2 separate regions of the Homo sapiens genome follow, and region 1 is linked to region 2. A link is an interaction called in ENCODE POLR2A ChIA-PET data of the cell type or tissue named here. Cell type or tissue: HCT116. All regions are shown on one strand. Each heading gives the region's core, and the rest is flanking DNA. Links, peaks and the distances in the headings are about the cores only.

Region 1 (15,276 bases), core at 7,269-15,268, 700 kb before region 2:
TCTTTGAAGGTTTGGTAGAAGTCCATTGGGAATCCATCTGGGCCTGGTGATTTTCTGTGCGGTAGTTCCTTAATTGTTTTCCCTATTTTTTCTTATTTTTAATCAGGTAGCCTCTGAACCAGAATAGGTTCAGAGAGGCTCCCTCTATTTTTTTTAATACAAGTTGGTCTGCCTAAGTTTTCTTACTCTAATGGGTTAATTTTTGTAGACTGCATTTCCCTGAAAAATTACACGTTTGTTCTAGGTTTTCTGACTTATTTCCACAACTTTTTAGTCTTTCCCCCTGGAATCATGCCCCTTTCCATAAACAGGACTCTGATGTACCTGAAGTATTTTCACACTTCGGGTGGACTTTCTGTTTCTGGGGGTGGTTTTAGAGCAATTTTAGGCCTGCCACTAGCTACCCTGTTCTCTACACCATGCTGTTTTTCTCAGAATGCTCTTCTTTTGCACAAAGGCTTGGAGTAGGAGGTTGAGCAGTCACTCACTGACGTTTGGTATATTTTCTTTTTTTTGCTTACAGGTAATCTGGAAGTTTGGGCATTCTCTTTAAGTTGAGGGTGTGGTTTTCATGTCATTTTATTTGTTTATTGTTTTCTTGTGTGTGTTTCTTAGAGACAGGGTCCCACTCTTGCCCTGGCTGGAGTGCAGTGGCGTCTTGATCATAGCTTACTGCATCCTCAAGCTGCTGGGCTTAGATGAACCTCCCACCTCAGCCTCCTGAGTAGCTGGGACTACAGGAGCACACCACCATACCTAATTTTTTTTTTTTTGAGACGAAGTCTTGCTCTGTCCCCCAGATTGGAGTGTAGTGGTGCAATCTCGGCTCACTGCAACCTCTGCCTCCCGGGTTCAAGCGATTCTCTCACCTCAGCCTCCCGAGTAGCTGAGACTGCAGGTGCATGCCACCATACCCGGCTAATTTTTGTATTTTTTAGTAGAAACAGGGTTTCACCATGTTGGCTAGGCTGGTCTCAAACTCTTGACCTCAAGTGATCCACCCACCTTGGCCTCCCAAAGTGCTGGGATTACAGGCTTGAGCCACTGTGCCTGGTCCCTGGCTAATTTTTAATTTTTTTGTAGAGATGGGATCTTGCTATGTTGCCCAGGCTGGTCTTGAACACCTGGCCTTAAGCAATCCTCCCACCCTAGCCTGCCAAAACACTGGGATTTACAGGCATGAACCATTGTGCCTGGCTTGTTTTGTTTTTAATTCTATGTTGTTTTTGAAGGATGTATGGGGAGAGATGGATTTAGGCAATCATCGTTGTCCTTGGCTACCTGAAAGTCCAGGCACTCTTCTAGATACTTTATAAATATTAACTCATTTTATCCTCTCAACAACACTATGACATGGGTACTGTTACACCTTCCATTTTATAGGACTTAACAGAGAGGTTAAATATGTAGCCCAGGGTCACAGAGAGCTGGGCTTCAGACCAAGACAATCTGGCACCAGAGTCTATGTGGCTACCCCTAAGGCTTTGCCACCATGTGTTAGTGATTCTCAGCCTGTCATTTGGGGAGGGGATTGCCCTTTTTTTTAAACTTTTTAAAAAATTTATTCTTATTTTATTATATTTTTGAGACAGAGTCTCCCTCTTTTGCCGAGGCTGGAGTGGAGTGGTGTGATTTCAGCTCACTGTAACCTCTGCCTCTGGGGTTCAAGTGATTCTCATGCCTCAGCCTCCCAAGTAGCTGGGATTACAGTTGCCAGCCACCATGCCCAGCTAATTTTTGTATTATTATTATTATTATTTGAGACGGAGTCTCGCTCTTTTGTTCAGGCTGGAGTGCAGTGCTGTGATCTCGGCTCTCTGTAACCTTCGTCTCCTGGGTTCAGGTGATTCTCCTGCCTCAGCCTCCGGAGTAGCTGGGACTATAGGCGCGCACCACCATACTTGGCTAATTTTTTGTATTTTTAGTAGAGACGGGGTTTCACTATGTTGGCCAGGCTGGTCTCGAACTCCTGACCTCAGGTGATCTACCTGCCTTGGCCTTCCAAAGTGCTGGGATTACAGGTGTGAGCCACCATGCATGGCTGGATTGTCCTTTTTTAAAAAAAAAAACAAAAACAAAAAAAAAAACCCAAACCATAAACCCAATATTCTGAAAGATTTGGTCTCCACACCTGTGTTATATAATAATTAGTTTTTCCATTTTTTTCCTCTTGGTAGAAGGCACATATGCCACTCAGTTTCCAGTTGCCACACCCAATTAACATAATTGTTTTGCAGCCAAAAGCAAAAGAGAGTTGACATTTTAATTAGCTTATGTAGGTAGACAAATTGAGGCCTAATGTAAGAGTTTCATTATACCTTTTTGAAAAACTATAAATAGCTAGAAGCCAGTTGTCATTACTTTTTGATTCCTTAGAATTCTGGGCATCTTTCATCTGGAACCACAGATGAAAGAAGCTGCAAGGAAGGATTTTTTTTCTTAACGGAATAGTTTAACCATTCTGAATGCAAAAGTATTGGATGCTAGAATAATAGGTATCACATAAATTGAGGTTGACGTTTTCCCGGGTGAAATTCTATTCTGTCTCAATTTTCCTTTTTTTTTGAGACGGAATCTTGCTCTGTCGCCCAGGCTGGAGTGCAGTGGCATGATCTCGGCTCACTGCAAGCTCCACCTCCTGGGTTCATGCCATTTTCCTGCCTCAGCCTCCCGAGTAGCTGGGATTACAGGGGCCTGCCACAACACCCAGCTAATTTTTTTGTATTTTTAGTAGAGACGGGGTTTCCCAGGATGGTCTCAATCTCCTGACCTCGTGATCCGCCTGCCTCGGCCTCCCAAAGTGCCGGGATTACAGGCGTGAGCCACTGTGCCTGGCCTTTTTTTTTTTTTTTTTTTTTTTTTTTTAAGACAGAGTCTCGCTTTGTTGCCTAGGCTGGAGCGCAGTGGCATGATCTCAGCTTATTGCAACCTCCGCCTCCCGGGTTCAAGTGATTCTCCTGCCTCAGCCTCCCGAGTATCTGAGATTACAGATGTGTGCCACCATGCCTGGCTAATTTTTGTATTTTTAGTACAGATGAGGTTTTGCCATGTTGCCCAGGCTGGCCTCAAACTCCTGACCTCAGGTAATCCTCCTGCCTCAGCTCTTCCCAAAGTGCTGGGATTATAGGCATGAGTCACCGGGCCCAGACTCAATCTTCTGACAAGCTCTCAGAGAGAGTAAAAAGCAAATGAATATTTCATTATTTTGATCTGAGCTTTACGATTTTTCTTTTCTTTTCTTTTTTTTTTTTTTTTGAGATGGAGTTTTGCGTTGTTGCCCAGGCTAGAGTGCAGTGGTGGCGATCTTGGCTCACCGCACCCTCCGCTTCCCGGGTTCAAGCGATTCTTCTGCCTCAGCCTCCTGAGTAACTGGGATTACAGGCATGCGCCACCATGCCCGGCTGATTTTGTATTTTTAGTAGGGACAGGGTTTCTCCATGTTGGTCAGGCTGGTCTTAAGCTCCCGACCTCAGGTGATCCACCTGCCTCGGCCTCCCAAAGTGCTGGGATTACAAGCATGAGCCACCTTGCCCAGCCTTTTTTTTTTAAATCTGAGAAGAGGTCTTGCTCGATTGCCTAGGCTGGAGTGCAGTGGTGCGATCTCTGCTCACTGCATTCTCTGCCTCCCAGACTCAAGCAATCCTCCCACCTTAGCCTCCTGAGTAGCTGGGACTACAGGCATATGCCACCACACCTGGCTAATGTTCGTATTTTTTTGTAGAGACAGGGTTTTGCCATTTTGCCCAGGCTGGTCTTGAACTCCTGACCTCAGGTGATCCTCCCACCTTGGCCTCCCAAAGTGCTGGGATTACAGGTGTGAGCCACTGTGCCTGGTCTCCTTCACTGTTGTAAGATACTTGAATTGGGTCAATATTTGTGGAGAAGTCTCTTAAAAGTTCACTTGATTGTCAGTACTAGAACTCTACATTTAATATTGACATATTCCTGGGAGCATTTCAGAGCATTCTATTAGCTTAGAAAGGTCCAGGATAATTTGACTTTAGAAGTTACTGTTACCATGAATCTCAATGACTTTTGAAATCCATGAAGAATATCTTTTTTTTTTTTTTGAGACGGAGTCTCACTCTGTCGCCCAGGCTGGAGTGCAGTGGTGATCTGGGCTCACTGCAAGCTCCGCCTACTGGGTTCACGCCATTCTCCTGCCTCAGCCTCCCGAGTAGCTGGGATTACAGGCACATGCCACCACGCCTGGCTAATTTTTTTGCATTTTTAGTAGAGAGGGGGTTTCACTGTGTTAGCCAGGATGGTCTCGATCTCCTGACCTTGTGATCCGCCCGCCTCGGCCTCCCAAAGTGCTGGGATTACAGGCGTGAGCCACCGCGCCTGCCCAAGAATATCTTTTTGCTGGTAACTAGAGAGGACTCCTCTGAAGCAGATGCCATTCATGATGGATTTCATCATTTATGGGTTTTAAAAAACATTTTATTTTGAAATAATTTCAAATTTAAATAAGAGTTGCAAAATAGTACAAATAATTCGTGTTAACTTTTCATCCAGATTTACAAGTCAACCTTATACAGGTTGAGTATCCCTTATCCAAAATGCTTGGGACCAGAAGTGTTTTGGATTTCAGATTTTTTCGAATTTTGGAATATTTTTATTATATACTTAAGCATCTCTAATCCCCAAATCTCAAATCTGAAATATCTGAAATGCTATGATGAGCATTTCCTTTGAGTGTTATGTGGGCACTTTTTAAATTTATTTAATTAATTTATTTTTTGAGATGGAGTATTGCTCCATCACCCAGGCTGGAGTGCAGTGAGCGATCTTGGCTTATTGCAAACTTCACCTTCTGGGTTCAAGTGATTCTCCTGCCTCAGCCCCCTGAGTAGTTGGGACTATAGGCGCTTGCCACCACGGCCGGCTAATTTTTGTATTTTTAGTAGAGACAGGGTTTCACCGTGTTGGCCAGGCTGGTCTCGAACTCCTGACCTCAGGTGGTCCACCTGCCTCCGCCTCCCAAAGTGCTGGGATTACAGGAGTGAACCACCGCGCCTGGCCATGGATTTTGCAGCATTTTAGATTTGGGATACTCAACCTGTACCATGTTTACTCTCTCTCCTCTCTCTCTCTCTCTTTTTATATATATATATATATATATATATATATATATATATATATATATATAAATTATATATACACTACACATATATGTATGTATATGTATGTATTTTATATATAAAATACATATCTACATATAAAATACACATGTATATATACATGTGTACATATATGTGTCTCTATATTTAAGTTTTGTTGGAACCACTTGAGGGTAAGTTGCAGACATGGCGTCTCATTGCTCCAAAATACTTCAGTGTGTATTTCTTAAATACAAGGACACTTGGTTACATAACCACAGTATATCACCAAATGTATATTATAACAAGACTACCATCAAATCCTTATATCTCTTTCAAATTGTTTTAGTAATATCCTTATAGCAAAAGACAAAACAACAACAAAAACTGTTCCCTTTTATTTTGTTTGTTTTGGTCCATTATATGTCCAGGTTATGCATTAATGCATTGTGTTACTTGCTAAGTCTTGTTACTGGCCTTTAATTAGGATATTTCTTTGCATCCCGCCAAACTCCTCTTCATGGTTGTATCTTTTTTTTTTTTTTTGGAGATGGAATTTTGCTTATGTTGCCCAGGCTGGAGTATAATGATGCGATCTTGGCTCACTGCAACCTCCGTCTCCCGGGTTCAAGCGATTCTCCTGCCTCAGCCTCCCGAGTAACTGGGATTGCAGGCCTGCGCCACCTTGCCCAGCTAATTTTGGAATTTTGTGAGACGGGGTTTTGCCATGTTGGTCAGACTAGTCTCGAACTCCTGACCTCATGATCCGCCCGCCTTGGCCTCCCAAACTGTTGGGATTACAGGTGTGAGCCACTGTGCCCGGTCTTTTTTTTTTTTTTTTTGAGACAGGGTCTTATTCTGTTGCCTGGCCTGGAGTGCAGTGGTATGATCTTGGCTCACTGCAACCTGGACCTCCTGGGCTCAGGCGATCCTCCCACCTCAGCCTCCTTAGTAGCTGGGACTATAGGCACACACCACCATGCATGGCTAATTTTTATATTTTTTTGTAGAGACTGGGTTTCGCCATGTTGCCCAAGCTGGTCTTGAACTCCTGGGCTCAAGTGATCCACCTGCCTTGGCCTCCCAAAATGCTAGGATTACAGGTGTAAGCCACTGCGCCTGGCCCTAATTTTTGCATTTTTTGTAGAGATGGGGTTTCACTATATTGCCCAGGCTGGTCTTGAACTCCTGGGCTCAAGTGATCTTCCCATCACAGCCCCCTAAAGTGCTGGGATTATAGGCGTGAACCACTGTGCCTGGCTGAGGATTAAGTTTCAACCTCAGGGGAGCGGCATTCAAACTATAGCATTGTCCTTTAGTGACTGGCTTAGTTCACTTAGAATGTTTGTCTATTCATCCATCTATAGACACTGTTTTCTTTCACCTTTTGGCTTTGCAAATAATGCTGCTGTGAATATGAGTTATAGAAAAATACCAATTTGAATCCGTGTTTTCAATTACTTTGAGTATATACCTGGAAGTGGAATTTCTGGATCATATGGTACTTCCAAGTTTTTTTTTTTTCTTTTTTGAGACAAGGTCTCACTCTGTCACCCAGGCTGGAGTGTAGTGGCACGATCTTGGCTCACTGCAACCTCCGCCTCCCGGGTTCAAGCGATTCTCCTGCCTCAGCCTCTCAAGTAGCTGGGATTACAGGCACGCGCCACCACGCCCAACTAATTTTGTATTTTTAGTAGAGATGGGTTTCTCCATGTTGGTCAGGCTGCTCCCGAACTCCCGACCTCAGGTGATCTGCCTGCCTCAGCCTCCCAAAATTCTGGGATTACAGGTGTGAGCCACCGCACCTGGCCTCCATGTTTCAATTTTTAAACAAACAATTAGTTAAAAAAATAGGAAACTAAGAGAATGAACTATTTCCTGTTTTATTCAGTGGGTTATAATCTGTTACTATCATTGTTTATTTTGAGGTACAAATTGTCCCTACTTTGGCCAGCAGAGGATCCTGCAGTTTGTCTCCTGTGTCCTTTTCATAGCTCCTTGTTGGAACTCTTACTGGCCCACAATAGGATGTTCCAAGTTCATCTTCTTACTTTTACTGCCCCAACGCTGGGATCAGCCATTTCTTCAAGGAGGCCAGTTCCTTTCATTGGAGAATGGAAAACCCAATATGTAGAAACCAAGATAGAGGTGTTAGGTGTGATTGCTACTGGAGTGTCATTGCTTCCAAACCCTTTCAGAAGAGACCTAGGAAATGTGTGTGTGTGTGTATATATATATGTGTGTGTGTGTGTGTATTCATAAAAGCACATACACATACACATACCCCGAAGCATGTATTTCTGTATTATTATTATTTTTTTGAGATGGAGTCTTGCTCTGTCGCCCAGGCTGGAGTACAGTGGCACGATCATGGCTCACTGCAACCTCTGCCTCCTGGATTCAAGCAATTCTCCTGTCTCAGCCTCCTGAGTAGCTGGGATTACAGGTGTCCACCACCACGCCCACCTAATTTTTGTATTTTTAGTAGAGATGGGGTTTCACCACATTGGCCAGGATGGTCTTGAACTCCTGACGTCAAGTGATCTGCCCGCCTCGGCCTCCCAAAGTGCTGGGATTATAGGCGTGAGCCACTGTTCCCATCCAGAAGCATACATATCTATTTCTATATCTACATTTCTGTCTTTACATGTATATATTAAAAATTACAGTTTGCACTAATACCTCCAATTACAATCTAACATCATGGGATTTATTCTGGCTTTCTCCCTTCTCATATTTGTGTCTCCCCAACAGTGAGAAACCTGGCTTGCTATCCTCAACATGGTAACTTATTTATTAAGAAACTTATTCTTTTTTTTTTTTTTTTTCTGAGATTGAGTTTCGCTCTTGTTGCCCAAGCTGGAGTGCAGTGGTGTGATCTTGGCTCACCGCAACCTCTGCCTCCTGGGTTCAAGCGATTCTCCTGCCTCAGCTTCTCAAGTAGCTGGGATTACAGGCATGCACCACCATGCCCAGCTAATTTCGTATTTTTAGTAGAGATGGGTTTCTCCATGTTGGTCAGGCTGCTCTGGAACTCCCGACCCCAGCTGATCTGCCTGCCTCGGCCTCCCAAAGTCCTGGGATTACAGGCGTGAGCCACCGTGCCCTGCCTCTAGTTTATTTATTTTTATTCCATGTGCTCAGTCTTGCGAGCACGTGGTCTGTTTTCTTGGGCCTGGCCCCCTCAGTGCACTGTCTTAATACCCTAGCCCCCAGTCCCTCTGATCATATCCCCAGACACCCCTACTGAATCCCAGGTCTCTACCAAGGGAAAGGCAGGGAGGAGGCATTGACCAAGGAGAAGAGGGGGAAGGGACAGGGAAGGTCTTGATTTGTATTTTCTAAAATTTTCTACTCTGCTCATAATGCGTCTTAGCTGTGTTGTTGTGGAAAGTAGTGCTGACAGTGTCTTGTTTTTTTATTACTTACTTTGTCTTTCTTTTTAAGATGGTTTCACCCAAATATCACTGGTGTGGAGGCAGAAAACCTACTGTTGACAAGAGGAGTTGATGGCAGTTTTTTGGCAAGGCCTAGTAAAAGTAACCCTGGAGACTTCACACTTTCCGTTAGGTAAGTTGGAATGAAAAGAGAGGATCCTGAGAGTGTTTTCTAGGTAGGAAGTGGTAAAACCATGCTTGGATAGCTTGCTGCCTGCATTTCGAGTTTGAAGGCCTTATCTGAGCCCTGGGCTGCCTTCAGGGTTTGGGGAGTGGCCTCCTGGACATTTAGCAGAAGAGGAGTAAGGAGGGCCCTTCTTCTCCCTCTGAGACCTCATGGAAGGTGAGTTGGAGCAGGTCATAGAAGTTCTTAAGCCCTCCAGTGCTTGAGACTTGTTCCACACATCTTGAACCTGGTTTCTGCATTTTTCTTTTCCTTCCTGTTGATTTATTTAAAAATTTTATTTCTTTTCAATTTTTTTTTTTTTTTAAATAGAGGTGGGATCTTCCAATGTTGGCCAGGTTGGCCTTGAACTTCTGGCCTCAAGCAATCCTGCCTCGGCCTCCCAAAGTGTTAGGATTACAGGCGTGAGCCACTATGCCTGGCCTTCTTTTTTTGAGACAAGCTGTTGCTCTGTTGCCCAGGCTGGAGTGCAGTGGTACGATCACAGCTTACAGCAGCCTTGAACTCCTGGGCTTAAGTGATCCTCCCGCCTCAGCCTCCCGGGTAGCTGGGACTCCAGGCTTGTGCCACCATGCTCAGCATTTTTAAAAAATATTTTTTGTAGAGATGAGGTCTCACTGTATTACCAAGGCTGATCTTTAACTCTTAGCCTCAAGTGATCCTCCTGCCTCAGCCTCCCAAAGTGTTGGGATTACAGGCATGAGCCACCACACTCAGACTTTGTTGACTTCTTAATAAGAAAAATACTTGTTAAGAGTTTCTTCAGATCACTTTCCTTTATCAACAAGTAAAACATGACTGAGGAAGTTGTGGTCCCCTTTGCTTCCCTGCCCAGGCCCGTTTCCCTCCCTCTTTCCCCAGAGGAAACCACCAAGAGGTTGGCATATATTCTTCCTGAACGTGTTTTTATAGTTGTACTGCACTTGTACTGTGTATGAACAATATAAAGTTGGTTTGTGTGTTTAAAAAATTCACATACATGGATTTATAATGTATGTATCATTTTGCAACTTAAAAATTTTTTTTTGAGCTCCATGCTGATTGATAACGATCTATTTTTTTTTTTTGAGATGGAGTTTCAGTCTTATTGCCCAGGCTGAAGTGCAATGGCGTGATCTCAGCTCACTGCAACCTCAGCCTCCTGGGTTCAAGCTATTCTCCTGTCTCAGCCTCCGGAGTGGCTGGGATTACAGGTGCATGCCACCATGCCCAGCTAATTTTTGTATTTTTAGTAGAGATGGGGTTTCACCATGTCGACCAGGCTGGTCTCAAACTCCTGACCTCAGGTGATCTGCCTGCCTTGGCCTCCCAAAGTGCTGGAATTACAGGCATGAGCTACCATGCCTGGCCTTTTTTTTTTTTTTTTTTTGAGACAAAGTCTTGCTCTTTTTCCCAGGCTGGAGTGCAGTGGCCACAATCTTGGCTCACTGCAACCTCTGCCTCCTGAGTTCAAGCAGTTCTCCTGCCTCAGCCTCCTGAGTAGCTGGGATTACAGACATGTACCACCATGCCAAGTTAATTTTTGTATTTTTTGTAGAGACTAGGTTTTACCATGTTGGCCAGGCTGGTCCTGAACTCCTGACTTAAAGTGATCCATCTGCCTTGGCTTCCCAAAGTGCTGGGGTTACAGGCATGAGCTATCGCGCCTGGCCTGAGAAATCTCATTCTTACTCCTACTCCCTTGCACACTATCTCCATTCTGTAGGTAGCCATTTCTATTAATTTCTTGTTTACCCTTCTGTGTTTCTTTCATTCTTTTTCTTTTTTTCTTTTTTTTTTTTGAGACAATCTTGCTCTGTTGCCCAGACTGGAGTGCAGTGGTGTGATCTTGGCTCACCGCAACCTCCACCTCCTGGGTTCAAGTGATTTTCATGACTCAGCCACCTAAGTAGTTGGGATTACAGCGCCTGGTGTACACTACCACACCCAGCTAATTTGTGTATTTTTAGTAGAGATGGGGTTTCACCATGTTGTCCAGGCTAATCTCCAACTCTTGGCCTCAAGGGATCTGCCTGTCTCAGCCTCCCAAAGTGCTGGGATTATAGGCATGAGCCACCATGCCTGGCCCTATGTTTCTTTTTATAAAAATAAGCAAATTAATATTTTTATTACTATTTTCCTTTTATTTTTACACATCAAGTAGAACATTAAATATATTTCTCTGTAATTTTTTTCAGTTACCTAAATCTTTTAGTGATCTCTCTCATCTTTTTAATCAGCTGGATCGCATTCTATCATGTGAATATTTTATAACTTCTATATACTGTCACCAGCAGGTAGCGATTTAGTTGTGTCTAATATTTTAAAATGATATATAATGCCTCAATGAATATAGTAACCTTTTGCATATATTGTTTTGTGCTTTGGGATAACACTACCTCGTATTGGAAACTGTGTCATTACATGTGTCTTTAAAATTACATGTGTCTTTTTATTTTTATTTTTATTTTTTTTGAGTGGGAGTTTCACTCTTGTTGCCCAGGCTGGAGTGCAGTGGTGAGATCTCGGCCGACTGCAACTTCCGCCTCCCGGGTTCAAGCGATTCTCCTGCCTCAGCCTCCCCAGTAGGTGAGATTACAGGTGCCTGCCACCACGCCCAGCTAATTTTTGTATTTTTAGTAGGGACGGGGTTTCACCATGTTGGCCAGGCTGGTATCGGTCTGCTGACCTCAGGTGATCCTCCCACCTCAGCCTCCCAAAGTGCTGGGATTACAGACGTGAGCCACCATGCCTGGCCATCACTTTTTTTTTTTTCTTAATTGCTGCATAGTGGCCGGGCACAGTGGCTCACGCCTGTAATCCCAGCACTTTGGGAGGCCAAGGCAGGCGGCGGATCATGAGGTCAGGAGACCAATACCATCCTGGCTAACATGGTGAAACCCCGTCTCTACTAAAAATACAAAAAAATTTAGCTGGGCGTCGTGGCGGGCGCCTGTAGTCCCAGCTACTTGGGAGGTTGAGGCAGGAGAATGGTGTGAACCCGGGACGTGGAGCTTGCAGTGAGCCAAGATTGCACCACTGCACTCCAGCCTGGGTGATGGAGTGAGACTCTGTCTCAAAAACAAACAAACAAACAAAAAAATTGCTGCATAGTATTCCATTGTATGAGTAGTAACACAACAATTTTTATAATGCATAGTATTCCATTGTATGAATAGTAATGTAGCACTATTTGTTTATACATTTTTATGATTAAAAAACAAAATGTTTTTCTATTATGAATAAAGTGGCAATGAATATTTTTGTACAAGTGTTTTGGTAGCTATACAGTTATTGTCACTTAATATATGCAATTCGATAGGCCAGTCATTCAAAATAGAAGATATACAAGGTAGGCCGGGCGTGGTGGCTCACGCCTGTAATCTCAGCACTTTGGGAGGCCGAGGTGGGTGGATCACCTGTGGTTAGGAGTTTCAGACCAGCCTGACCAACATGGAGAAACCTCATCTCTACTAAAAATACAAAAGTAGCTGAGCGTGGTGGCGCATTCCTGTAATCCCAGCTTCTTGGGAGGCTGAGGTAGGAGAATCACTTGAACCTGGATTTATAATGTATGTAAATCCACCGCGAAGGTTGCGGTGAACCGAGATCACGTCATTGCACTCCAGCCTGGGCAATAAGAGCGAAACTCCATCTCAAAAAAAAAAAAAAAAGATATGCAAGGTAAAGATACTAATAAAGACCTTTGTGTTGAGTTGGTTGACATGTGGTTATTTCACCCATCGTATTTCTTATAGGGAATAGGTAAATTCGTTCCTTGGGTTTCTTTCAACACTTAGGTAAAATCCGACGTGGAAGATGAGATCTGATTTTACTGGTGTAACTCTTTATTTGTCCCCTTGCCTCCCTTTCCAATGGACTATTTTAGAAGAAATGGAGCTGTCACCCACATCAAGATTCAGAACACTGGTGATTACTATGACCTGTATGGAGGGGAGAAATTTGCCACTTTGGCTGAGTTGGTCCAGTATTACATGGAACATCACGGGCAATTAAAAGAGAAGAATGGAGATGTCATTGAGCTTAAATATCCTCTGAACTGTGCAGATCCTACCTCTGAAAGGTCAGTAACATTTTAGTGACCACAAAGTCTGCTGCTCCCTTGTGCCCTGAGTGTCAGAAATGCATGACGGTCTGTGTATGACTCTCTGACTCCAAAGGCTTGTGACTGTTTTTTGAGCTGTAATCTTTAAAGAATTACTAAAGTGAGACTAATAGCATCAAATTATTTTCAGAGTACCTTTTTCCTGCAAAAGTTTTAATCAGTGTTACTTACACTCATCCTATAGGGGTTGCATACCATTCCTGCATATACTTGGTACGTGTATTAGTTTTAAGACTTATTGAACTTCAGCAGATAATCTTTGAGAGTTATTAGAGGAAAACAAATGATAATGGAGACACCAAAATAGCAGCAGTTTTCTATGGTGGCTCTCGACCAGTTATTCAGCAATGTCACCAACAGATGTCAGTTTAAGCTCAGAAGTGGAAAAGCAGAGAGCTCAGAGGGTCAGCTTTTTCATCAGTTCTTTTAATGTTATCACCACAATTATGTGAGAATGACCTTGCTTAGAGAAAATTATGTTATTTTCGAGATCTTTCCCCCTGTGTTGGAACTAGGCTGATGAAAGCATGGGCTTGACTTATTTATTGATTGTATTCGTTTTGTACATTCCCAATCTCCTCTCTGACTTGGTGCAAATTCAGGATCTCTTAGTTAGTTTGTATATTTTGTGTCTTCAGGTATGATTTTTTCAGCTTATACCTTTATGTCAGTGCTATTATGTGCTGATAATTTGTTTCTCTAGCTACCACCGTAGCTTCAGGCAAAAGGCTGTCAGCCAACTCTGTACAGTTTATTTCTAAATTTTACTGTTTTCAGTTGAGTATGGATGAAGAATAACTCAAAGTTTATTCTTTTGATGATGAGCCCTTAACACCACCTGCCATGATAGTACTTGCTTTCTGACCAAGATCCTGAGGGAAAAAGCCACTTTATTATTAGAACTATGTTAAGATGCTTCCCAAAAAACATGGAGCAGTATTGTCTCAAAGTCTGTCCTTGGATGGCTTTGGATGCCTACATCAGGACTGTCTGATGTGCTGGTTAAAATGCAGATTCCTGGGCCTCATTCAGACTTACATGTATTGATATTGCTGGTTGTGGAGCCTGGGAATTCATATTTTTAGCAAAATCCCTCATTTTTACTCCAAGTCTTATGTGCATTATACAGTTTGAGATGATCACCCAGGATATAGTCCAAAGACACTGGAGGCTGTTGAAGTATAGGTTGTATATATGGAAAAGGTTGGAATGTTTGAATTAATTTATAATGAAGATCCTTTTTAATTGAGTGTTCACATGCCAAGGCAAGGACAAACATTCAAAATGATTTTCTGTCTCTGTTACAACTTTTTCTTTCTTTTTTTTAATTTATTTATTTGAGATGGAGTCTCACTCTGTCACCCAGGCTGGAGTCAAGTGACGCGATCTCGGCTCACTACAACCTCCGCCTCCCAGATTCAAGTAATTCTCTTGCCTCAGCCTCCCGAGTAGCTGGGACTACAGGCATGTGCCACCATGCCCAGTTAATTTTTGTATTTTTAGTAGAGACAGGGTTTTGTCATGTTTGCCAGGCTGGTCTCAAACTCCTGAACTCAGGTGATCCGCCCACCTTGACCTCTCAAAGTGCTGGGATTATAGGCGTGAGCCACCGTGCCTGTCTCTATTACAACTTTTTATTACAACTTCTTTATTTTGACTTTATTTTTACAAATTATTTATTTATTTTTTTTGAGATGGAGTTTCGCTCGTCACCCAGGCTGGAGTGCAATGGTGCGATCTCAGCTCACTGCAACCTCCGCCTCCCAGGTTCAAGTGATTCTCCTGCCTCAGCCTCCTGAGTAGCTGGGATTACAGGCACTTGCCACCACACCCGGCCAATTTTGTATTTTTAGCAGAGACAGGGTTTCACCATGTTGGTCAGGCTGGTCTCGAATTCTTGACCTCAGGTGATCCACCTGCCTCGGCCTCCCAAAGTGTTGGGATTACAGGCATGAGCCACCACGTCCGGCCGACTTTTATTTTTTTTTCTTGAGACAGGGTCTTGCTCTGTCACCCAAGCTGGAGTGCGGTGGCATGATCATAGCGCACTGCAGCCTCGACCTCCTGGACTCAAGTGATCCTCCTGCCTCGGCCTTGTGTATAGCTGGGATTACAGGCAGTTGCCACCATGCCAGGCTAATTTTTAATTGTTTTGTGAAGATGGGGATTTCACTGTGTTGCCCAGACTGGTCTTGAACTCCTGGCCTCAAGTGATCTTCCTGCCTTGGCCTTCCAAAGTGTTGGGATTACAGGCATAAGCCACTATGCATGGCCTGTAACTTCTTTAAATGGCTATAATTAAACAGTTGGTCCTTTTAAGATTGGGCAATGGACGAATGGCAAATTGCATTTTTAAAAGAGGAGGGATTTAAAAAAAAACAGGAAAGATTGGGGCATTTGTCTCTAAAGGACTGTGGACTCATTTAAGAAGTTTAGTGGTCATTCTTA
Region 2 (16,302 bases), core at 6,050-14,049:
TAGCATTTTGGGAGGCCGAGGCAGGAGGATCACTTGAGCTCAGGAGTTTGAGATCAGCCTGGGCAGCATAGTGAGGCCTCATCTCTATTATAGAATTCTTTTTAATTAAATAAGTAAATAAGGCTGGGCATGGTGGCTCACACCTGTAATCCCAGCATTTTGGGAGGCCGAGAGGGACAGATCACTTGAGCTCAGGAGTCAGAGACTAGCCTGGGCAACATGGCGAAACCCCGTCTCTACTAAAAATATAAAAATTAGCCAGGCGTGGTGGCATGTGCCTGTAATCCCAGCTACTTGGAAGGCTAAGGCACAAGAATTACTTGAACCTTGGAGACATAGGTTTCAGTGAGCCGAGATTGCACCAATGCACTCCAGCCTGGGTGACAGAGCGAGACTTTCTCAAAAACAAATAAATAAATAAGTAAAAGTCCTCCCAATAGGTTAATAAAGATTATAAGAGATGGTGGTGGGGGGAAGTAAAGCACAGGCATCAGTGTAAATGAATACTGCATGGCTCTTTCAAAAATGTTCTCAAGGAAGATTTAATGACAAGAAAATACTAAAAAAGCATAAATGGTGAGGAAAAGGTATATACAACCATATACACAGTATGAGTCTGAGGCCATAGAATATTCTGTGTATGAATATATAAGATCTTTTGTTGAATAAACGTGTATTGAGCACCTACAATGTACTAGATGGTAGGGATATAGCGAGGTTCAAGTGAAGGATAAGATGGCCCCGCGCTGCTCTCCTGGGGCTCTCAGTAAAATAGGAAAGCAGACAAAAGTAACACAGCTCAATAATAAACTCCCAGAGAGTAAAGAACGATGCGAGGATGATGGAGCAGACATGGGGGTACAGCTGGAGCTGGAGGGATTCCTTACACAAAATAGCATGTACTTTTTTTTTTTTTTTTTTTTTTTTGAGGTGAAGCCTTGCTCTGTCACCCAGGCTAAAGTGCAGTGGCACGATCTCGGCTCACTCTGTTGCAGCCTGGGTGGCTGGAGTGATCTTGGCTCACAGGGAGGTGGAGTGGCACCTCTGCCTTCCAGGTTCAAGTGATCCTCCCACCTCAGCCTTCCAAGTAGCTAGGATTATAGGCATGTGCCACCACGCCCAGCTAATTTTTTGTGTTGTTGTTTTTGTTGTTGTTGAGACAGACTTTCACTCTGTCGCCCAGGCCAGAGTGCAGTGGGGCAATCTCGGCTCACTGCAGCCTCTGCCTCCTGGGTTCAAGCAATTCTCCTGACTCAGCCTCCCAAGTAGCTGGGATTACAGGGGTCCGCCAACACACCTGGCTAATTTTTGTTTTTGGTTTCGGTTTGTTTGTTTGTTTTTTTTTTTTGAGACCGAGTCTCGCTCTGTCGCCCAGGCTGGAGTGCAGTGGCGGGATCTCGGCTCACTGCAACCTCCAACTCCTGGGTTCATGCCATACTCCTGCCTCAACCTCCTGAGTAGCTGGGACTACAGGCGCCCACTGCCACGCTTGGCTAATTTTTTGTATTTTTAGTAGAGACAGGGTTTCACCGTGTTAGCCAGGATGGTCTCGATCTCCTGACCCCGTGATCCACCCTCCTCGGCTTCCCAAATTGTAATTTTTGTATTTTTAGTAGAGACGGGGTTTCACCATGTTGGCCAGGGTGGTCTTGAACTCCTGACCCCAGGTGACCCTCCTGCTTCGGCCTCCCAAAGTGCTGGGGTTACAGGCGTGAGCCACCACACCCAACCCCATGTGCTTCTTTTATCATCAGAAAAGGATTCGTGGTCCCTCCGGCTTCTAAAGGAACCACTGTCCCAAGCCATGTGCTCCACAGGCCATGTGGCAAGAGGGGGTGGCTGCTTCCAGACCCCTGATCTCTCCAGACTTGTGGCCTCTCCCACGGCCCCAAGTACAGGTGAGTGGCTCTCACCTCTAATCCCAGCACTTTGTGAGGCTGAGGCAGGAGGATTGCTTGAGCCCAGGAGTTTGAGACCAGCCTGGGCAACATAGCAAGACCCTGTCTCTACAAAAAATAAAAATAAAAAATTCGTTGGGTGTGGTGGCACACACCTGTAGCCTCAGCTACTCCAGAGGCTAAGGCAGGAAGATCTCTTGAGCCCAGGAGTTTGAGACCAGCCTGGGCAATGTAGTGAGACCCCGTCTCCATACATAAATAAATGGAATAGTTGTCCTTTATTTGTATTTCCACAGTCTCTGAGAAGCCCTTACAGAGGAGTGGGGAGGCAGAGATGCTCCCCCAACCCCAGGCCCCAGAGGCACCGCTGTGTGACCTTGGTCTCTTGTTCCCTTATTTCGTGGCAATTTACATGCTTCTCTTACCTTCTAAATGTCAGGGACAGTGTCTGATTCATGTTGAGCCTCCCACACAGCTAGGCACATAAGAAAGACTCACGACACGCACACCGGGCTAAACAGAATTCAGTTCCCCTGGAGGGCTGGAACCCGGCCTCTCTTCATGTGATAACAGTCACATTATTTTTTACTTCCTCCCTCCCTACAGTGCCTAGGAGGGCAGCTTCGTCATTGCCAATTTACCACCTGCCCAGTGTACCTACACCTTCAAACCAGGAGGCCTGTGTCCCCTCCTGGGGAGTGGCACCTTCCATTCTGAGGCCAAGACCAGGGCAAAGCAGACACGGGCCCTGGCCTAGGCTGGGGTGATGGGTTGTTCTTTGTCTCAGGAACACAAAGCCCTGTTTGTGATTGCTGGGCACGATTCTGGGCAGGGAGCCACGTGGGACAGGAGGCAGCGGTGGCAGGAGTGGGCAGGAATTCCCAAACCCCCTCCTGCGGGCTGGCTGCCGAGGTTCCCTCCTCCCAGGGCCTGAAAACAAGGTGTCTGTCTTTCAGTCGGCACCCCCACTTCCTCCTGCCTCAGCCCCACTCCCCAGAGTTCTCCCCGCACCCCACCTTGGAATGGAGAAGTAGAAATGGGGAAGGCACGGAAGCGTGAGATGGGCGGGTTGGGGGATATTTCCAGAGCTTGTAGGTTTTCAGCCAAGGGCAAGGCCGGCTGAGCTGTGTCCTGCTGTCACTCAGCGTCCCCACCCTCCAGGAGGTAGGGGCAGAGGCATGAAGGAGGCTGAGCTGGCAAGACACTGGGACTCCCACCCCGAAGCATGGCGGGAGGGCTTGGGAACAGCACCCCATTGAACAGAGAGGAATGCTGAGGCCTGGGTAGGCAAGGGTATTAGCTGGCTGCAGAGCTGAAGCCACAGCCCCAGCCTTCTAAGAGAAGTGGTTTGTGCAAGGACTTTCTTCCCTTCCTTAAGCCATGAGCAGCTCCAGGAGAGGGAAGTTGAATGATTTTTTTTTTTGAGATGGAGTCTCTCTCTGTCACCCAGCCTGGAGTGCAGTGGCATGATCTCGGCTCACTGCAACCTCCTGGGCTTATCCCTTCCTCAAGGAGGCCTCCCTGCCCCTGTGCATGCTCTCTAGGCCTCTCCTCCTAACCCATCACATATCTGTAGGGTGATTTGATTGCTCTGACTTCTCCACTGGCCTGTAAGCCCGGGAAGTCAGGTTTTGTCTTGTCCCCTGCTATATCCTTAGCATTGAGCACAGTGTCTGGCATAGGGTAAGATGCTCAATAAATATTTGCAAAAACCACTTCTAAAAGAACATAATGGCTGGGTGCGGTGGCTCATGCCTATCATCCCAACACTTTGGGAGGCTGAGATGGGTGGATTACCTGAGGTTGGGAGTTTGAGACCAGCCTGACCAACATGAAGAAACCCCCTCTCTACTAAAAATACAAAAAATTAGCCGGGCGTGGTGGCACATGCCTGTAATCCCAGCTACTCGGGAGGCTGAGACAGGAGAATCACTTGAACCTGGGAGGTGGAGGTTGCGGTGAGCCAAGATTGTGCCATTGCACTCCGGCCTGGGCAACAAGAGAGAAACTCCGTCTCAAAAAAAATAAAAATAAAAATAAGAATAGAAATTGCTGGTGTGGTGGCTCACGCCTGTAATCTCAACACTTTGAGAGGCTGAGGCGGGAGAATCACTTGAGCCCAGGAGTTTGAGACCAGCCTAAGCAACATAGCAAGACCTCATCTCTACAAGAAATTTTAATAATTACGGCCGCACACGGTGGCTCATGCCTGTAATCCCAGCACTTTTGGAGGCCAAGGCAGGCGGATCACCTGAGGTCAGGAGTTTGAGAGCAGTCTGGCCAACATGGTGAAACCCCATCTCTAATGCCTGTAATCCCAACACTCTGGGGGACCGAGGTAGGAGGAGGCCGAGGTAGGAGGCTCTCCTGAGGCCAGGAGATCAGGACCAGCCTGGGCAATGTAGTAAGACCCCATCTCTACAAAAAAATTTTTTAAACTTAGCCTAGCACGGTGGTGCACACCTGTAGTCACAGCTACTGAGAAGGCTGAGGTGGGAGGATTGCTTAAGCCCTTTAGCCTGGGCGACAGAGTGAGACTCTGGCTCTAAAATAAATAAATAAATAAATAAATAAAACTCTACAGTTAAAAACAATCCAGTTAAGACATAGGCAAGAGGCGTTTCACTGAACTGAACATATATTTTACTGAGGAGGATATACAGATGGCAAACAAGCACATGAAAAGATGTTCAACTTCATTAGCCTTTAAAGAAATGCAAAATAAAAACACAATGTGCTATCACTACATGCCTATCAGAATGGCTGAAATAAAAAAATAGTGATCACAGCAAAGATACAGAGACACTGGATCATTCATTTTTTGCTGGTGGAAATGTAAAATGTGCAGCCCCTATGCAAAAGAATATGAGAGGTTTTTTTAAATTTTTTAATTTAATTTTTTTTTTTTTGAGATGGAGTCTCACTCTGTCCCCCAGGCTGGAGTGCAGTGGTGCGATCTCAGCTCACTGCAACTTCTGCCTCCTGGATTCAAGCAATTCTTCTGCCTCAGTCTCCCAAGTAGAGTAGCTGGGATTGCAGGTGTGCACCACCATACCAGGTTAATTTTTGTATTTTTAGTAGAGATGGAGTTTCACCATGTTGGCCAGGCTGGCCTCGAACTCCTCCTGACCTTAGGTGATCTGTCCGCCTCAGCCTCCCAAAGTGCTGGGAGAAGTGCTCAGCTCACTCTGTTGCAGCCTGGGTGGCTGGGAGAACAGCGTGAGCCACCATGACCGGCTGGCAGCTTCTTTAAAAACGAAATGTCACTTACCATACAGCCCAACAATTTCACTCTTGGGCATTTATCCCAAAGAAATAAAGGCATAGGCTCACACAAAAAGTAGCACATGAATCTTCATGGCATATATATATATTCTTTATATATATAATTTATTTATATGTATATATATTTTATATATGTATGTATATATTTTGGAGACATGGTCTCACTCTGTCGCCCAGGCTGCAGTGCAGTGATGTGATCACAGCTCACTGCAGCCTTGACCTCACAGGCTCCTGCCTCAGTCTCCCAAGTAGCTAGGACCACAGGCCTGTGCCACCAAACCCAGCTGATTTTTCTTTTCTTTTTTTTTTTTGTAGAGACAGGGTCTCTCTATGTTATCCAGACTGACTTTGAACTCCTGGGTTCAAGAGATCCTCCTGCTTCAGCCTACCAAAGTGCCAAGATTACAGGCATGAGCCACTGCACCTGACCCAGCTTTACTCTTAATAGCTTTATTCTTAAAAACTGGAAATGACCCAAATGTCCTTCAGCCTGAATGGTTAAACAAACTGTGGTACACCCATACCATGGCATGCTGCTCAGCAATCCAAAGGAACAAACTATCGATACATACAACAACCAGGATGGATCTCAAGAGAATTACGCGTAGTGAAAAAAGCCAATCTCAGAAGGTTACATACTGAAAGATTCCCTTTCTCTCCCCTCCCCTCCCTTCCCCCACCCCTGCTCCCCCCTCCCCCTCCTTCCTTTTGAGACAGGGTCTTGCTCTGTCACACAGGCTAGAGTGCACTGGCGGGATCATGGCTCACTGCAGACTCTGTCTCCCAGGATCAAGTGATCCTCCCACTTCAACCTACCGAGTAGCTGAGACTACAGGCATGCGCCACCACGCCTGGATAACTTTTGTATTTTTTTGTAGAGACAGGATTGCATCATGTTGCCCAGGCTAGTGTCAAACTCCTGGAGTCAAACGATCCTCCTGCCTCGGCCTCTCAAAGTGTTGGAATTACAGGCGTGGCCACCGTGGCTGGCCAATTCCATTTCTCTAACATCCTTGACATGTCAAAATTATACAGATGAAGAACAGAGGAATGGTTGTCAGGGCTTAGGGAGGGGAGAAGCAGGAGACCAGTATGCCTCTAAGTGAACCTTGTGATGAACTGTTCTGTATTTTGACTATAGTGGTTGTCACATAAATATACCTGAGGCAAGGCTGCATAGAACTAAATATACACACACACACACATACCCATGAATGCATGTTAGAATGGTGAAATCTGAGTGAGTTCAGTGGGTTGTATCAATGCCAACTTTCTGATTGTGATATTGTACTATAGTTACGCAAGATGTTACCACTGGAGAAAACTGGGTGGAAGGGATATGGGATCTCTCTGTATTGGTCCTTAAACTGCATGTAAATCTACAGTTATCTCAAAAATTAAAATGTAATCTAGGCCGGGTGTGGTGGCTAACGCCTATAATCTCAGCAGTTTGGGAGGCAGAGGCAGGCGGATAGCTTGAGCACACAAGTTCAAGACCAGCCTGGACAACATGGTGAAACCCCACCTACAAAAAATACAAAAATTAGCTGGGTGTGGTGGCACCTGACTGAGGTCCCAGTTTCTTGGGAGGCTGAGGTGGGAGGATGGCTTGAGTCTGGGAGGTAGAGGTTGCAGTGAGCCAAGATCATGCCACTGCATTCCAGCCTTGTGGTAGAGCCAGACCTTGTCTCAAAAAAAAAAAAAAAAAATTAAACCATAATCTATACTACAATACAACTATTAAAATGACCTTTTTTTTTTTTTGAGACAGAGTCTCACTCTTATCACCCAGGCTGGAGTGCAGTGGTGCAATCTCAGCTCACTGCAACCTCTGCCTCCCAGGTTCAAGCGATTCTCCTGCCTCAGCCTCCTGAGTAGCTGGGATTACAGGCACATGCCCCCATGCCCAGCTGATTTTTGTATTTTTAGTAGAAACTGGGTTTCACCATGTTGCTCAGGCTGGTCTTGGTGACCTCAGGTGATCCACCTGCTTCAGCCTCCCAAAGTGCTGGGAATACAGGCATGAGCCACCACACCCGGCCATAAAATGACTTTTTAAAAAACTGACAATACCAACTGCTGGTGAGGATATGGAGCAACTAGAACTCTCCTAATGGAGCAACTAGAACTCTTGTACATTGCTAGTGTGAATATAAAAATAGTACAGCCACCTTGAATAACAGCTTGCAGTTTTTTATACAGTTAAACATACACTTACCATACGACACAGCAATACCACTCTGACATATTTACACAAGTGAAATGAAAACTTATGTTTGCACAAAAACCTGCACATGAATACAGCCTGTATTTGCAAGTGCCCAGAACTGGAAGCAACTCACCTGTCTTTCATCTGGGGAATGAATCAACAAACTATAGTATTCATAATATAATGTACCCGGCAATGAAAAAGAATGAGCTACTGATACACATATCAATATGAATGAATCTCAAATGAATATTACTAAGTGAAAGAAGACAGACTCAAAGGGCTACAAAGTGTATACCGTGATTTCATGTATGATATCCTGCAAAAGGTAAAACTCGAAGGACAAAGAATATGTAGAAGTTGCCAGAGGCTGGTGTGGAGGGAAGGGTTGATTATAAAGGGGCACAAGGGCTTTTTGGGGTGATGGAAATGTTTTGTATGTTGATTGTGGTGGTGATTACATGACTTTATGCATTTGCCAAAATCCATAGAATGGTATATGGAAAAAGTGACTTTTACTTTTTGTAAAAGATACCTTTATCTTTTAAAAAATTAAGAAAAAAATGAAGCCAGGCAAGGTGGCTCACGCCTGTAATCCCAGGACTTTGGGAGGCTGAGGCGGGCAGATCGCCTGAAGTCAGGAGTTCATGACCAGCCTGGCCAACATGGCAAAAACCCATCTCTACTAAAAATACAAAAAACTAGCCAGATGCGGTGGCGCGCGCCTTCAATCTCAGCTACTCCAGAGGCTGAGGCAGGAGACTCGCTTGAACCCAGGAGGCAGAGGTTGCAGTGAGAGGAGATCGTGCCACTGCACTCCAGCCTAGGTCACAGAGCAAGACTCCATCTCAAAAAAAAAAGAATGAAAAAATGAGATCATATCTTATTGTAACTTCACATCAATTTGTGCAGAAAGACAGCATGTCCAATTTAATTTTTAAAAATGCTCAAAGGTAAAATGTACATTATTTTAGTTCTTTTTAATTTCTTAGATATTGATTGATTGATTGATTGAGACAGGGTCTTGCTCTGTTGCCCACGCTGGAGTGCAGTGGAGTGATCATAGCTCACTGCAACCTCAACCTCCTGGGCTCAAGTGATCCTCCTGCCTCAGCTTCCCGAGTAGCTGGAACTATAGACACATGCCACTATCCCCAGCTAATCTTATTATTTTTTGTAGAGATGGGGTCTCTCTGTGTTACACAGGCTGGGCTGGAACTCCTGGGCTCAAACAAGCCTCCCACCTTGGCCTCCCAGAGTGCTGAGATTACAGGCATCAGCCACCGCACCCGGCCCTAGTTCTGTTTTTTAAAACATGCTCTAACGAAATCCTTAGGAGTTTTTTAAGCAATGTAGGATTACAAGGAACTATAGGTTTTTGAAACAGCATTGCTCTACATTAAGAAAATACATTTCTTTGAATGGAAAATAAATTATTTAAAATGGAAAATAAAATGACCGGAAGCAGGGAGGACAAGATGCTAGTGTTTGTTGCTTTGAATTGAAGAACCCAAGGGTACTTTTTATATTACTCTTGGTACTTTTCCCTAGTACCATCCACCCCCCACAGGGCTGTCTTAGGGATTAATTTAGATACTATAGAGTGCTGAGCATAGCATCTAACCCACAGTAAAGCCCAAACTATTGGCCAGGTGTGGTGGCTCACGCCTGTAATCCCAGCACTTTGGGAGGCCAAGGCAGGTGGCTCACTTGAGGTCAGGATTTCAAGACCAGCCTGACCAACATGGTGAAAGCCCATCTCTAATAAAAATACAAAAATTAGCCAGGCCTGGTGGAGTTCACCTGTAATCCCAGCTACTCGGGAGGCTGAGGCACGAGAATCGCTTGAACCTGGGAGGCAGAGGTTGCAGTGAGCCGAGATCGAGCCTCTGCACTCCAGCCTGGGTGACAGAGCGAAACTCCATGTCAAATAAATAAATGCCCGAACTCTCAGCTTCTCCCATCACCCCATCCCCCAAGTCCAGACCATCCCTTCTAAGCTGGTCTCCACTAGGAGGTCCTGATGGTCTCCCTTTCCCTAACCAGGCTGGGGGCTCCCTGAGAAATAGCCAGAGGAGCCCCATCACCAGGACAGGGAGTGGCGCCTCAAAGGGCTGGGAGTGAATGACTCCACCCAGGGCCTGGCTAGCAGTGCGCGCCCAGTAATTATTCTTTCGAGCCATTAACTGAGTACACACAAGCGTGGCCCAGATAGTGAGGCTATCCCACCCAGCCAGGAAGAAGCTTGGCCAAACGTGGGGCACTAAGAGAGGCAATTTCTTGGCCAAGGGAGCCCCATCCTCTCCATTGCACCACCGATTTGATGGGGTGTTACAGGCCTCTCCAGGAGGGGCAGAGGTGCTCCTTTCCTCGCAGGCCCCTCCCTCTCCCTCCAGGCGGCAGCTAGGCGATGGAATGTTGTGTGGTCGGTTGCCAGGCAACCAGAGCCTGCTGGTGGCTGCCTTCTGGGCCGAGCTGAGCAGGCTTCCACACCACGCTCCACAGAACCCCCAGGGTCTCCTAAGCTTGTGCAAAACTCCAGCTGGTGGAAAGAAAGCTGGGGCAACTGCCAGAAGGATGGCGGTGCCCTGGGAGGAATATTTCCGACTGGCTTTGCAAGAGAAACTGTCTACGTGAGTGGGACGTAGAGGGAGGGAGGGCTAGAAGGAGGGCGGGAATGCGTGGGCTGGCCCATCCTTTCTTCCTCACCTCCTGGGTCCTGGCTTTGGGCAGATCATAGTGGGGGTTATTGTCCCCACTTCACAGAGGAGGAAACTGAGGATCAGAGAGAAACCGAGGCATCACCATGGTCTCAGGGATCGTTCCTGATCCCCCACCCCTAGCTGACATCCGGCTGAGATTAAATCATTCAAACCAAGCTGGGAAGGAATTATTCTATGAAATCCTGCTCCCCAATCCACCCCCAAAACTGCATTTTCAGGAGGAACAGAGGAAGCTTGTTCTGTGTCTCCTTCATGTTCAGCAGCATGGCCTCAAGTCCCAACCTCAGTATCAGCATCTGTAAAATGGGGAGGGGGGTTTTCTTCTGGACCACGGCTGGGAAAGCCTTGCTGATTACACATTAGTCATTCTTTCTGCTCTCCCTTTCTCCCGGGGCGCTGGACTCCAGAACCCCACTGCCTCCTGGGCCTCTCCCTGCAGAGGTCTCAGGCATCTCGGGCTTGGCCGTAGTAGGGAGCTGGTCTCCCCCACCTGACCTGCTCTCCTGCAGCCTCATCCTTCCGGCTCCTGGGGTCACCTCTGACCCCTTTCTCACTCCCCTCCCCACTCCATCAGTTCTGCTCTCACCTCCTGCCACTGCTGCCCTGCTCAGAACCACACTATCTCTGGAATATCCCGTGGCCCCACCACTGGTCTCCCGCAGCTGCCCACTGTCCTTGCTCCTCAAAGCAGCCAGAAGGGCCCCTCCTCTGCCCAAAACACTCCCTCCGCTCCCACTTCACTTAGAGTCAAGGCCAAAGTCTCCACTCACCATGGCCCACCGCAGTTGGATTCTCAGCTCCTCCCTGCTCCCAATTCCCATCTTTTTCCTCCTCCCTCCCTCCTCTGCAGCCACCCTAGCCACACCAGGGTCCTAGAATCTGTTCCCTGGAGATGTCCACGTGGCTTGCTCCCTCTTCTCCTCCAGGTCTCTGCTCAGATGCCACCTCCTCTGTGTTGAAAGATTCCTTTAGTCCACTTAATTTTTCATCTCAGTGCCTACCATGTCCTGGCATTCTTTATTATTATTATTATTATTATTTATTAGCTTGATTTTCTGTGGCTCCCAGAACAATGCAAGTTCACGAGGGAACAGGGATTTTTGTCTGTCCTGTTTACAGCTGCACCCCCAGTGCCTACAAGGGTGCCTGGCCCAGAGTAGGTGCTCAGGACAATTTGTTCAATGAATAAAGAATTCAACCAGGTGCGGTGGCTCACACCTGTAATCCCGGCACTTTGGGATGCCAAGGTGGGTAGATCACATGAGGTCAGGATTTCGAGACCAGCCTAGCCAACATGGTGAAACCCTGTCTCTACTAAAAATACAGAAATTAGCTGGGCATGGTGGCGTGCACCTGTAATCCCAGCTACTTGGGAGGCTGAGGCAGGAGAACTGCTTGAACCTGGAAGGCGGGAGGTTGCAGTGAGCCAAGATCGTGCCACTGCACTCCAACCTGAATGACAGAGCAAGACTCCATCTCAAAAACTATATAATAATAATAATAATTCAACCAGATGTGGTGGCTTATGCCTGTAATCCCAACACTTTGGGAGGCTGAGGCAGGAGGATTGCTTGAGTCCACGAGTTCAAGACCAGCCTGGGCAATAAAACAAGACCTCATCTTTACAAAAATAAAAAAATAAAAATTAGCCGGGTGTGGTGGCACATGCCTGCAGTCCCAGCTACTCAAGAGACAAGATGGGAGGATCGCTTAAGCCCAGGAGTGAGCTATGATGATTAGACCACTGCACTCCAGCCTGGGTGACAAAGCAAGACCCAAAAACAAGTCTCAAAAAAAAAAAAAAAAAATTAAACAGCCAGCAGGTGGCTAATGGGGCACTCCAGACACAGTGGTGAGATGTGGGGCCCTGAAACATGCTTCCTTCACCCCCACCTCCTACTTGAGCCTCTTCAGAAAGCTGCCAGAGCAGGCTGAGGATCATGTCCCACCAGTACTGCGTCTCCTGGAGAAGAGGCAAGAGCTGGTAGATGCAGACCAGGCCCTGCAGGCCCAGAAGGAGGTGAGCCCCCACTACTGTAACGAGGTGGTGAGCTGGTGGATGGGAAGTGATGGAGCCAATTTATTAGTGACAAGGTCTGAGACAAGTCATTTCACCACTCCAAGCCTTGATTTCCTCATCGTCAAATGGGGATCAAATGAGACCAGTTGTTGGTGCAAATAAATTTGTGTGCATTGAGCATGTGCTGGGCACTGCATTAAGCCCTGGAGGTCTTACGATAGTCCCTGGCCTTGTGGGGCTCACAGTCTAGAGAGGAAAACAGATAAGTGTTCAGGTGGTGACTGCTACAGGGAAGAAGCACTGGGCAGGGGCTGTGGAAGCCCAGAAGTCCCTACCTCCCCATGGGGGTGGTCAAGGAGGGCTTCCTGGAGGAAGTGATGTCTTGGGGATTGCTGAAGGGCAAGTCGGCTTATCCAGCAAAGGTGAAACAGATGAGGAAGGAAAAACAGGCAGAGGAAAACCATACACAAAGACTGGTTGGAAGGCAAGAACCAAACACAGGTGGTTGAGTGGCTGGAAGACAGAATATGGGAGGGCAGAGGGTAAGATGAGGCCTGAAGGAAGGGCAGGGACACTGGCATTCGAGGGCTGGAGGAGGGTGTTTGGGCTTCATCCCTGGGTGATGGGAGCCCCGGATGGGTTGAGCAGGGAGCAGCCACAGATCAGGGACAACAGGTGGAAGGGGTTAGGTGTGAACCTGACAGCATGGGAGGACCCGGACCCCCGAACCCACACAGACAACCCACTCCTCACCCCCAGGTGTTCCGCACCAAGACGGCAGCCCTGAAACAGCGTTGGGAACAGCTGGAACAAAAGGAGCGGGAGCTAAAGGGATCGTTCATCCGCTTTGACAAGTTTTTGCAGGTAGGTGGAGCCTCCTGGGGGGGAGGCGGGGCCTATGGGTAGCAGCCCACACTCCTATAGGGGCCCGGCAGGTAACAAAAATAAAAGAAGTGGTTTTCGTCATGCAAAAGGAAACGGCGGGAAACACACACGCACTGCCTGAAGCAACCGATTAAAAAAAAAAAAAGCGGGCGGGGGAGTTGGGTGAAGAGCCAGCTTCCGAGCCAGGCCTGCTGGCCGCCCCTGGTTTTGCGAGCGAATGTCAGGGCAGGATGGAGGTGCCGAACTCCCCGCCAGCTCCTGAGTCCTGAAGGTCGTCTTCTCCCCACCGTACTCCCCAGGACTCCGAGGCCCGGCGCAATCGCGCGCTGCGGAGGGCGGCGGAGGAGAGGCACCAGGCGGGCCGTCGGGAGGTGGAGGCGCTGCGTCTGTGGACCCAGCTCCAGGAGCTACGGCGGGAACACGCGCGGCTGCAGCGCCGGCTTAAGCGCCTGGAGCCCTGCGCGCGCCTGCTGGAGCAAGCGCTGGAGCTGCTGCCCGGGGTGAGTCCGGGGCAGGAGGCTGGGAGCTCGGCGCCACCGCGTGGCGCTGAGTGGCTCAGGGACGGCTTCGGACCGGCGAACTACTGGTTCGCTGAACTACTGGAGATCTTGGCATGCATGCCGAGAACTATCACTTATGGAGCGCTCACTGTAAGCAAGGGATACGCTTTGGTTTTTGTGGTTGTTAGTTTTGGAGGTTTTTTGAGACAGTGTCTCGCTTTGTCACCAGGCTGGAGTGCATTGGCGCGATCACGGCTCACTGCAGCCTCGACTTCCTGGGCTCAAGGGATCCTCCTGCCTCTGCCTCCCAAGTAGCTGGGACCACAGGCGCACGCCACCACGCCTAGCTATTTTTTTAAATTATTATTTTTAGTAGAGACGGTGGTTTCTCTATGTTGCCCAGGCTGGTTTCGAACTCCTGGGCTCAAGCGATCCTGCCACCTCCGCTCCCAAAGTGCTGGGATTACAGGTGTGAGCCACCGCCCACGCTTTGTTCTTGAATCCTCCCCAAAGTCCAGTGAAGTAAGTCCTGTTATTGTCAACTGTCCACCCCATTTTACAGATAGGAGAACTGAAGATTCAGAAAGCTAACTCTGGCCGGGCGCGGTGGCTCACGCCTGTAATCCCAACACTTTGGGGGGCCAAGGCGGGAGGATTGCTTGAAGCCAGGAGTTCGAGACCAGTCTGGGTAACATAGAGTGACACCTGTCTCTACAAAAAATTAGTCGGGCGTGGTGGCGTGTGACTATAGTCCCAGCTACTTTGGAGCGGAGATGGGAGGATCGCTTGAGCCCAGGAGTTCAAGATGACAGTGAGCTATGATCGCGCCACTGCACTCCAGCCCAGGTGACAGAGCGAGACCTTGTCTCTAACAAATGGAGGTTGACATTTAAGTCACTTTCCAGAAAGATTATTCCAATAATAAGGAACGCTGGCGGCCAGGTGGGATGGAGAGGGTAAGGCACTGCAGGCCCATGTGAGTCCCTTCCCCGCCCCCGACTCTAGTTCCAAGAGGTTCCGGAGCTGGTGGCGCGCTTCGACGGCCTGGCCGAGACGCAGGCGGCGCTGAGGCTCAGGGAGCGCGAGCAGCTCGCGGAGCTGGAGGCGGCGCGAGCGCGGCTGCAGCAGCTGCGGGACGCCTGGCCGGACGAGGTGCTCGCACAGGGCCAGCGGCGGGCACAGCTGCAGGAGCGCCTGGAGGCTGCCAGGGAGCGTACGCTGCAGTGGGTACGACCCGCCCTAGGTGGGGGGCGCTCCGGACCCCAGGCTTCCACAGCCGGGCGGGGAGGAACGCCAGGGCTGATGAGGACCGATGGGGCAATGCTTACCCCAGAGGGTCCGCTGCACTAAGGAGGGGAATCTCAGGCATCACCGAGCCGTTTCGGGCATGAGGCCCCGCCCCATCCGCCTGCACAAGGCTCCTGCACCCCACTCCCGAGAGCACCTGACTGCCTGACTGGCAGAGGTGGATGGGAAGAATGCCGGGCGCGGTGGCTCATGCCTGTAATCCCAACACTTTGGGAGGCCGAAAGGGGCGGATCACCTCAGGTCATGAGTTCGAGACCAGCCTGGCCAACATGGTGAAACCCTGTCTCTACTAAAAATACAAAAATTAGCCAGGTCCACTGGCGGGCGCCTGTACTCCCAGCTACTCGGGAGGCTGAAGGAGGAGAATCGCTAGGCTCTGGGAGCCGGCGGTTGCAGTGAGCTGAGATCAGGCCACTGCACTCCAGCCTGGGCGACAAAGCTAGACTCCATCTCAAAAAGAAAAAAAAAAAAAGTGGCTGGGAAGAGGGGGCAGCCCGCCTTGGCCCAGTTGCCATAATTGGGAGTGGGGCGGGTGTTCTCCAGGAATCCAAGTGGATTCAGATTCAGAACACAGCAGCGGAGAAGACTCTGCTCCTGGGACGCAGCAGGATGGCTGTGCTCAACCTGTTCCAGCTAGTGTGCCAGCATCAGGGGCAGCCTCCCACCCTGGACATCGAGGACACGGAGGGACAGCTAGAGCACGTGAGGACCCCTCTTTATGGCACCTCCAGCCCCCAAACACTCCCTCTTTGGAAAAATGAGCCTAAAACCCCACAGTTAGTGACACCTTCTCTGGGTTAAGCATGGCCCTCTACGGTCAGAGCCCTTGCCCCAGCCGTGGCTCGATTGTCGGGCAGGCACCCGGTCTAGGATGGATTCCTGGGTGCATCTTGGCTCTGACAGTGGCCAGAAGAAAGCCATGCCCCTCTCTGCGACAAAGCTAGACTCTATCTCAAAAAGAAAAAAAAAGTGGCTGGTCTCAATGCCCTCCCTCTACCAGGAAGGCCAGGGTTTGTGCTGAGTCCCTCTTTTCTCACAGGATCCAACAGCCCACACGTGTCAACACCTGTAAAAAATCATGAGGTCCAGACTCGCTCTTCATTAATCTCTGGCCCTCTGTCTCCCTGCTTCCTGCACAGAGAGGCCTCAGCTTCCGCAGGGAGGGTGAGGGTGGGGTTAGGCTGAGTTGTGTGGTGTAGAATGTGCCATAGGCTTTTTTTTTTTTTTTTGAGACAGAGTCTAGTTCTGTCACCTAGGCTGGAGTGCAGTGACACGATCTCGGCTCACTGCAACCTCTGCCTCCTGGCGATTCTCCTGCCTCAGCCTCTCGAGTAGTTGGGATTACAGGCACACACCACGACACCCGGCTAATTTTGTATTTTTAGTAGAGCTAGGGTTTCACCAGGTTGGCCAGGCTGGTCTCGAAATCCCAACCTCAAGTTATCCTCCCGCCTCAGCCTCCCAAAGTGCTAGG

The links. ChIA-PET counts read pairs that join two places held together with the same protein. Peaks named below come from ENCODE experiments on the same cell type or tissue, not always from the same donor. Only the 100,000 strongest peaks of a DNase experiment are listed, where the experiment ranks them.
Region 1: POLR2A ChIA-PET joins it to region 2 with 5 read pairs; 3 of 35 experiments call an interaction of 5 or more read pairs at or near these places.

What each region holds. Positions count from the first base shown.
Region 1 is chr12:112,437,727-112,453,002 of GRCh38, forward strand. It overlaps PTPN11 (protein tyrosine phosphatase non-receptor type 11), which reads left to right. Exons shown (of 16, transcript NM_002834.5): 2 at 8,550-8,672; 3 at 12,592-12,786. Among named protein-coding and RNA genes, the nearest start is that of PTPN11, 26 kb to the left of the region's middle. RefSeq lists a silencer at 967-1,170. In HCT116, for the core only: no CTCF peak of the experiment used is centred there; no DNase peak of the experiment used is centred there.
Region 2 is chr12:113,139,889-113,156,190 of GRCh38, forward strand. It overlaps CFAP73 (cilia and flagella associated protein 73), which reads left to right and starts at 9,836. Exons shown (of 8, transcript NM_001144872.3): 1 at 9,836-10,025; 2 at 12,030-12,135; 3 at 12,895-12,999; 4 at 13,320-13,520; 5 at 14,526-14,747; 6 at 15,372-15,530. The coding sequence starts at 9,970. RefSeq lists an enhancer at 14,916-15,415 and a silencer at 15,782-15,982. In HCT116, for the core only: a CTCF peak has its summit at 13,560 (motif pointing left); DNase peaks (open chromatin) are centred at 9,803, 13,093 and 13,543; H3K4me3 peaks cover 2,102 bases; H3K27ac peaks cover 915 bases.